Regions from separate parts of the Homo sapiens genome. Here regions 1 and 2 are each linked to region 3. A link is a contact called in ENCODE Hi-C data. All regions are on one chromosome and are shown on one strand. Each heading gives the region's core, a stretch centred on a gene start or an enhancer-like site at or near the end of the contact. The rest is flanking DNA. Distances are from core to core; before and after follow the strand shown.

Region 1 (2,700 bases), core at 14-2,513, 3.1 Mb after region 3:
ATTTTCTCGCTTCCTTTGTAAGAACCTAGGTGACTCGGGTAATGAATAGCATTTCGATATGGGAAACCCGTGGCTCTTCAAGGAAGGTCACCTAATCCCGTGGGACTCCCCTTTCCTTATCTGTAAATGACTAGATGATTCATCCATTCTATCATTCAGAAAATTATGAACATCCATTATGCCCAGGCATTACGCTCAGCATTACAGCTCTTAACAAATTTATCATTTTATAGTCTTTATCAGTCAACTCACATTTATTAGTTGTTATATACCAGGCTGTGAACTAGATTGAGATGCAAAATGAATACAATTTAAGGTGTGCTAAATAAAGGCTAACGGGCATGTGGGTGAAAGAGGGAATCGCTCTTACAGGGTTTTAGGGTGAGGCTTCATAGATGTGACATTTGGGAGCAAGGACATGCCAGGCACAGCAAGTCGTCGGCAGTGCTAAACTGGAACCCAGGCGGCTGGTGGGGCGACCCAGTGTGAAGGAAGCGGGATCTCGAAGGTGAGGTGCTGTCCGGGCTTTTCAGCCGAACGGACGGTAACTCATCCAGTCCGCAGCACCGAGGATGGGCGAGGCGAGCCCAGGGAACAGACTCCCGCGAAGCTCGGGGCGGAAGGTGTCTGGGCTAGGGCTGGAGCAGTGCAATGGGAAGGAGAGGGCGGATTCCGGACAATTTTGAGGCAGAATGATAGCAAAAGGCCCGTGAATGCGTGACGAGCTCCACAGAAGAGCTGACTTGTTTTTCCAGAGTTGCAGCACTCCCTCGTCTCCTCCCACCCTCCTCGTCAGCCGTCACACTTCACACTTCCTCTCTGGGGACACAGAGAATCATTAGAGCTCGAACGTGGCTCTTCGCTGTCCGGAACTTCCCTGCCCCGCACCACCCGCTAGGCTAAGGACGCTGCAGAATCCCGTCCTCCTATCATTAAACAAGCAGGACAGCCGCCCGCGCGCGTCCCGGAGGCACCTGCAAGAGCGCGCGGGCGCGCGGGCGCTCGGGCCCGGCAAACGCCGCTTCCGGGTCACGTGGCCCGGCTTCCGGTTCGCACCTCCCCTCAGCGAAGAAACCTCCAATCGGCTGCCTTGGACTCAGCGGTTACCCGCGCTGCCTCCGGTGCCGCTGGCGACCGCTGAGCCGCTTCCCGCGCGTCGCCTAGCCCGCCCCTCAGCTCGCCGCAGCCCCGGCTCCTCCCTCGTCCGGCCCCCGGGGCGGGGTCTGTCAGCTTGCCCTCCCCTCTCCGCCTAAGCCTGCCCTATGCCAGCCGGGTGTCCTCCCCACAGCACCACGGCTTCTCTTCCTCAGCACGGCGACAGGGGCTTCCCCTTCGCCGCCGCCGCCGCCGCCGGCCAAGCTCCGCCGCGCCCGCGGCCCGCGGCCGCCGTAAGTCCCTGGGGGCGAAAGGGGGCGCCGGGGATGGGGGAGAGGGGGAGGGAGGACTGGGCGCGCCCCCCGCCACCCCGCGCGCGCCCCGACGACCCCACCCCGAGCCTGCCCGGCCCGCCACTGGGTCGCCGCGCCCGCAACTCACTTCTCTCCGTGTCCGCGCCCTCCGCACCACTCCGCGCCGCGCCCGGGGATGTGGGGGCCAGTCCCGGGCTCCGCGACAGCCTCGCGGCACCTGTGGTTCGGGAATCGCCTCAAGTTTTGCGGGGCGCTTTCGGGAGGGGCCGGGGGCGGTGGCGGCCGAGGACTCTTGGCGCCCCCTGCGCGGCGGCGGATGCCATTGTCTGCTCCGCTCCTTGCCTGTCACCTCTCCCGGGCTTGGTCAGTGATGGAGTGTGGCCACGGGAGTGGGGGGGAGGCACCGGCGACGGCCGGACCCGAGGAACGCTGGCCCCGAGCCCGCGCCGCGGCTGAGCCCATTGTTTTTAATGCCAGTCTCGAGGAATTGTGGTGCCCTGTGATTTGCGGCAAAATCAAAGCGTTGGTTTTTAACACGAGGGAAGGAATACTCGTGCTTTGCAACCGGGTTTCGTCCCATGTTAGGACATAATTTATTTTAAGGAGAATACATTGTTTTTTCGTCCTGCAAAGTGGTAGGGCGGATACAGGACCCTGCTCCAGACAGCCTTGAGCCCATACTCTTCGCAGGCAAACCCTCACCCTTTCTGGTCACCAAGATCTAGGAATACGAGGTCCATTCTTTTCCAAGTTCTGGTAACGGGTTTGCAGTAAATGCCCAGTTGATGCTTCACTTCCTGCCCCCTTCGAATGCCGCTATCTTCAGGACTTGCACGGGAGGCACTTTGGTATCACCTAATAATGTCCTTATATTTTGTTCCCCTGACGCATTTTAAGTGAGGTAATAAGACCATTTTAACTTTACTAAAGTTGAATTGCCACGTCATACATTTCTAGATATCTTGTTGATACCTTTTTGGGTGGTTACAAAAAGCGACGATAATTTCTTACCGAAATTTAGGGCCCATTTTTATTCTACATTGGTTCTGTAAATTTCCCCTCCCCGTGTTCAAATTCAAGATGGTGTGGTGAATCTTGAGAATCATGCTTGAATCTTATTTGCAGTAACGCTGTTAAAGGAACTTAACAGTGATTAAAAGAAAAAAGGATACCTATGTGAATTCTGCCTTTAAATTACCTTTGTAGAAACAATACTTCTGTTTGCAGTTGAGATGACCAATTGGATTACAAAAAGCTTGGCGTTAAAAATGAAACATGCAGACTAATCAAC
Region 2 (2,700 bases), core at 63-2,562, 3.3 Mb after region 3:
CCCAGAAAGTTTTTCATTTCCAAAATATTCAAGAACAGTGCAGCTTTTCACTAAGTCCCTGAAGACAGGGGAGGTGGGGTGAACTTTGGTTCATTGTGAACTCTGATGCAGGCTATGAATAGTGACTCCTCTGAGAGATGCGCGGGGCAGCATCTTACCAGAGATTTCTGACTATTCTCCATACTCCAGCAAGACTTTCAAAGTGCATAGTGGAAATGGTCAGATTATCAGTAAAGAAGAAGGGGAAGCAGAAAGCAATGTGGTATTCAGTGGCTAATAAGGAGCATATAAACAAATTAAGGTTTACGCATCTTCGTTAAGTCATTTCCCAAGCTTTTCCAGCAAAAGTAAATGTGAGAGAAGTACACAGATATTAATACTAACGCGTTTCCAGCAGCCTCAGAGCAGCAGCATTTAACGCTGAATATCACACAGAATCCCAGCCACCAAGAATGTCTGCATTTTGGAGGTTCCTCTCCTCCGGCTCTGGGGCAAGGCACAACAGAAAAACTCAGATTTGTCCAAGGGACACAACTGTGCTTTTGATCTACTCTGGGGTGGCTGTGTCTGTCCATAGCCCCTAGCATAGTCAGGTGGGAATATCAACAATGCAGACCCGAGGGAGTCCCAGCTTGCTGCTCCTTGGTTTCTGGACACTCCTCTCATCCCGCAATGTCTCTGGGAAAGCTGTTCTACTTTTTAATAGACAGAATCCTAAAAGGATGTCTGGTGATCCCCATAGCGGAGAAAGAGGGCTAGAGTGGGGAAGTGGCTATTTCCCCGCCGCCAGCCTCCCACTCCCATTCCTCAGAGAAGCCCCGCCAGGGCCCCGGCCAACCTCGCCGCACCAAAAGCTTCTCTGGCTCCAGGGCCGATAGCGGCACGCGGTCATGTTTGCGGCAAGTGGCACAGTTCCTGCCCTCTCAAGCAGACCACGCCCTGCTGCTGCCCACGCTCCTTACTGCCGCCCGCCCTTACCCGAACGACTTACCTGAGCCAGAACCTCCTCGTTCGCTCCCGGTACCCGAGGATCCCGCACGCGGCCATCTTGGCCACGCCCCCTCACGTTTAGCCACGTCCCTACGCAGCAAACGTCATTTCGTCATTCCAGGTTACGCCCCTATCAGTCCCCATTCTGTCCCCGACCCAGGCTGAAATCTCGCCCTGGCCACGCTTCCCCAGCGCCGGAGTCCACACCTGCTCTGCGCTCTGGCTACACATCTCCTGTCGCTGCCACGCGCCTGCACGCTAACTTGCCGACGCCTCTGCCCTCCGCCTGCTCCACCATCTTTGTTACGCCCCTCAGAGCAACAAGGCACGCCCACACGTAAGGACCGCGCCCCCCACGTTCGAGGCACGTCTCTGCGTTCCAACTACGTCATGTCCCTACTTCCCTTTTCGCGCCACCTCCCTTGCCGGTCACTACTCCGCAGCCCGCCTTTCCATCTGTGGCCACTTTTCCACCCTTCGCCCAGTGATCATCCAGTCACAACTAGTCTGCCTACCCCACCTCCCTCCCTTGGGCTCACGTCCCTACTCCGCCTGAGGCCGACCGTCCCGCGAATTCGAATTTCTTTTTTACACCCTTGCGACTACGCCACGCCTTTCACGTAAGGGCTAAAGTCAGCTCGTTCGGGCCACGCCCCTGCGGTACGCCTGGGTCACGCCTCTTCCGCTAAGCCTTGCTGCCTGCGCTCCTCACTGGCGGGGCCGTTCCCGCCGTGGCCGTTCCCACCGTGGCTAACCCCTTCCATTCTCTCGGAACAGGCAAGACCCCTCTGGTCCGCGTCACTTTTCTTACTGCATTCCACACCTCTCTTTTCTGGCCAGTCCTGGCCGTCCTCTCAGGCCACACGCTACAACCTTGTGGTCCTCATTGGCCACTCGCATCCTGCGCATGCGCACTTACCTACCTTCACTTCTGGTCACGCGTTAGGTTCCCAGGCCACCCACTTTTGGTTCCACTCTGGTCACGCCTCTCCCGCCAGTTGCACGCTCTCTGCGCTCCTTTTAGGTGCGATACTTGATCCCGGGAAGCCACGGAGGTGTTGGAGGGGCCCACCAGTCTCCAGAGAGGACTGTCCAGGTCCTGGAACCAGATGTCCGCGGCATTTATAGAGTGAAATGAGCCTGCGGATCTCTGATCCTCTCCTAAAAAGTGACTTTCTCCATGTATCTCCCAACTCTAAACACCACAACTCGTTAAGCAAAAACCGAGTAGGAAACAGAACTGATGGGCCAGTGGTGGAGCAATGTTCCTTCTAGCTAGGTTTCATGTCCTTTAACCCGATATGGAGATAAACTGGAACCGTGTTCCTTCCAGCCCATTTAAAGTCAGCGGACTTTAAATGCTAGGGAGATACATGGAGTAAGCACACTCCTCTACTTCCTGATGTGTCCTCCTGATGACTTTTCCTAGGCACTTGGTGCCCTAATGCTCTCTAGGTCCTGTCTAGACACCACCACATTCAGACCTCTGTTTGCAGCCCCCTGCTCCAAGATTACGCTTTTTTACTCCCTCCATTCGCAATTCTGGGTTCACAGGAAAAAAGTGAGGAGGTTATTACCAGCTTTTCTGTCCAGAAATTTCTGAACGGACATTCTTAGAGGATGGACACTTTCCATTAGCCATTCATTCATTCATTCATTCAAGACAGATTTATCAAGTACTATGTTCCAGTAAGAAATAAGACAAGAGTC
Region 3 (2,700 bases), core at 62-2,561:
CTACAGAAATTCAGAAAATGGGGAAGGCTAATAGAGGAGCTGAGCTGGCCGTTAAGGGAAAGATAGGCTTCAGTTAGTCAAGGAGGAGGAAGAAGGGCCGAAGGGGTCAAGCATAGAGTAAATGCATGGAGACTGGAAAAGAGCTTGCGGAAATTGATTGCATTAGTCTAGCTGTCCAGTAAATTCCTATGTGGGCCAGATTTTGGTGGACAATGAATACCAGGCCGAAGATTGTGAACTGTAGGTTATCAGCAGCCACGAAACATTATAATGAATGCCAAGTTTCAAGCTGTAGACCCGTGGGAGATGAACTGCGAACCTGCCCGAGGAAGCGGCGCCCAAGTGGCTAGGGGCGGGGTCACAGGCGCCAGAGGTGTCGCTGGGGCACCTCTCCGGGCCTTCCCCCTTTTTCTTCCGGGCTGGGTCCCGCTACTCCAGTTCCGCTAGGCGGCGGAGACGGGGCCAGAGGTGGGACTACAATCTTGGCCCTCAGAGGGGTGCCCAGGCGGCCGCGGTAGGCGGCCCTCTTTCTCCGGCCTCGAGTGGGACTGGCACCCGTCTCGGGGGGCTCCACACTACCACGCAGGAAAGCCAACTCGTCCGCCGCCCGAAGCCGGGTTCCCCTAGACTCCCACGGGCCGCCTCCTTTTTCGTCCCCCCCGAGGCCGCGACTCTGAGGGTTCCGCTCTGCGGCGGAGGTGGGGCCAGGGGCGGGGATGTGGGCGGGGCCGTGAGGTCGTTCCAGGGCGCGGGGCGGGGCCGCCCCCTTACCTGTGCCCCTCAGGGTTCCAAACGTTCCACTCCGCGGCAGGGGCGGGGGCGAGTCCGGAGGGCGGGTCCAAGGCGCCCAGGTGGCCGCGGCAGAAGGGCCTGTTTCTCTGGCCTTGGCTGTGGTTGGCAGCCGGCCGGGGAGAGAAGGGACTCAGGGAGGCAACCTGGTTCCCGCCCGTTGCTGATTTCGCAGCGGCTCTCCCGGGCCGCCCCCTTTTCCTTCCTCCTCAGGCCGCGACTTGGAGGGTTCCGCTCCGCGGCGGGGGCAGAGCCAGGGGCGGGGCTGAGCGCGGCCTGGGCGATCTCCCCGGCGGCTGGGGTGGGCTGGCGTCTTCTTCGCGCCCGGGGGACCTCCTCGCGACCGCCGGGACGTAAAAGGGGCTTGGCAGGGGCGTCCTCGCCCCACTCCCGGAACCTGGTTTCCCGCTGCTCCCGCGAGCGTCGGGAGCCCAGCAGGCCTGGCCGAGGCGGGACCTTCGTCGCTCCAGCCCCCGTCCCCGCCCCCGCGCCTCCCCGCCGCGCGGAGCTCTGGTTGGCTTGCTTTCCAACCGGACTTTGGGGCTAGCGTTTAGAAAAGTCTCGACCTCCTCCGGCCCGGTCCCATCCCAAGAACCGACTAAGGCTGTGAGTGTCCGGGAACCAGACCCGCTTGGAGGCCACAGCCCCGACGTCCCGCGCCCACGCGGCAGATCGGGCGCTGCGGCCTGGGAGCCTCGGGGAGATGCGGAGCAGGAGCAATTCCGGGGTCCGCTTGGACGGGTACGCGCGGCTGGTGCAGCAAACCATCCTGTGTTACCAGGTAAGGAGGGACCGCCCCCAGGGAACGCGTGGAACTACCCTCTCATGTAACTCATTCTCCTTCCCAGGTCTGGCCCTCTTGTGACCTGAGACCTTGCAATTAAGAGTTTGCTATTTGAATCTAGTCCTTGCTAGCCAGTGATTACCACCCCATTGCCACCCCGTGCTCCTTAAGATTCAGGGGACCTAACTGTTGCTACGGCTACTTTTCACAGAATTCTTTGGCCATTGTTCAGGATGAGAATGAGCCGCCTCCGTGCCCGGGTCCAAACTGCCTCTTTTTGCATTGACTCTGCTTTTTTTGGACGAGAAGAGGTGTGGGGGGTTTGGACAGACTACACTGAATGAGAACAGTAGACAGGAGTGAAGAAGCTCCTGAAGTTTACGCAGGACTCTGCAGTGTGGGGCGACAGCTACCGTCCCTCCCATGAGCTGTCTTGGTAGAGACCCACCTGGGAAGCCCTTAGGGGCTACTTTGGTTGCTATTTTACAGATAAGAAAATTGTGAGGCTAGAAAGGTCACTGCATGTAGCAGGTCAGACCCAAAGGCTCCCAAGCTCACAGGGTCCTATGACACTGCCCATGTGGTCCGAGGTATGAATTTGCCTGCTATGCTTTGTATTCCTGGGCTAAAATTATGTGTGGGTCCATCAGTGTAAGACCACTGAACTATTTTTATTCCTAGTGAAGACAGCAGCTATGTTTCTTGCCCTCAATCAACAGCAACTATTTATAGGGCCTTCAAAGTCAACGAAGGAAGTGGCATTCAGGGGTTAGAGGCCTGACCTGCAAGTTGGGAGCCATGGTCATTTCCAAGGCACTGACCATTTTCCCTTCTTAACTAATTTCTTAGCCTTGTTTCCTCACTTAGGAAATATTTGTGGTGTATCTGTTATATGCAAAGCACTCTACAAAGTGCTGGGGTTACAAGAATAAATGATCGTAGTGCAGTAACATTTATGCATAAGGTATAGGTCCAAAGTCCCTTAATCTGTTTTCTTTGTTGTTGTTTGTTTGTTTTTGAGACAGGGTCTCACTCTGTCTCCTAGGCTGGAGTGCAGTGGCGCGATCTCGGCTCACTGAAACCTCTGCCTCTCGGGTTCAAGCGATTATCCTGCCTCAGCCTCCCGA

The links. Hi-C counts contacts between places; a loop is a spot of excess contacts on that map. Pooled maps may share reads with other maps.
Region 1: a loop to region 3 is called in a map of CD8-positive, alpha-beta T cell, with 9 times the contacts of the local background. The contact joins the promoter of AP1S2 here to the promoter of PHKA2 in region 3. A Hi-C loop is called at or near these places in 2 of 168 maps with a recorded cell type or tissue (CD8-positive, alpha-beta T cell and naive thymus-derived CD4-positive, alpha-beta T cell) and 6 of 50 pooled maps.
Region 2: a map of B cell shows a loop between it and region 3 (37-fold over the local background). The contact joins the promoter of CA5BP1-CA5B here to the promoter of PHKA2 in region 3. A Hi-C loop is called at or near these places in 2 of 168 maps with a recorded cell type or tissue (B cell and CD4-positive, alpha-beta memory T cell) and 8 of 50 pooled maps.

Annotation. Positions count from the first base shown.
Region 1 is chrX:15,853,376-15,856,075 of GRCh38, reverse strand. AP1S2 (adaptor related protein complex 1 subunit sigma 2) reads left to right here and starts at 1,263. Exons shown (of 6, transcript NM_001272071.2): 1 at 1,263-1,388. RefSeq lists silencers at 847-956, 1,047-1,326, 1,547-1,836 and an enhancer at 625-1,229.
Region 2 is chrX:15,674,070-15,676,769 of GRCh38, reverse strand. CA5BP1-CA5B (CA5BP1-CA5B readthrough) reads right to left here and starts at 1,312. Exons shown (of 12, transcript NR_160544.1): 1 at 992-1,312. It also overlaps a transcript of CLTRN not described here and the pseudogene CA5BP1. RefSeq lists enhancers at 1,237-1,356, 1,029-1,647, 1,880-2,383.
Region 3 is chrX:18,982,725-18,985,424 of GRCh38, reverse strand. It overlaps PHKA2 (phosphorylase kinase regulatory subunit alpha 2), which reads left to right and starts at 1,311. Exons shown (of 33, transcript NM_000292.3): 1 at 1,311-1,570. The coding sequence starts at 1,493. RefSeq lists enhancers at 477-526, 508-1,008, 1,009-1,509 and a silencer at 627-1,316.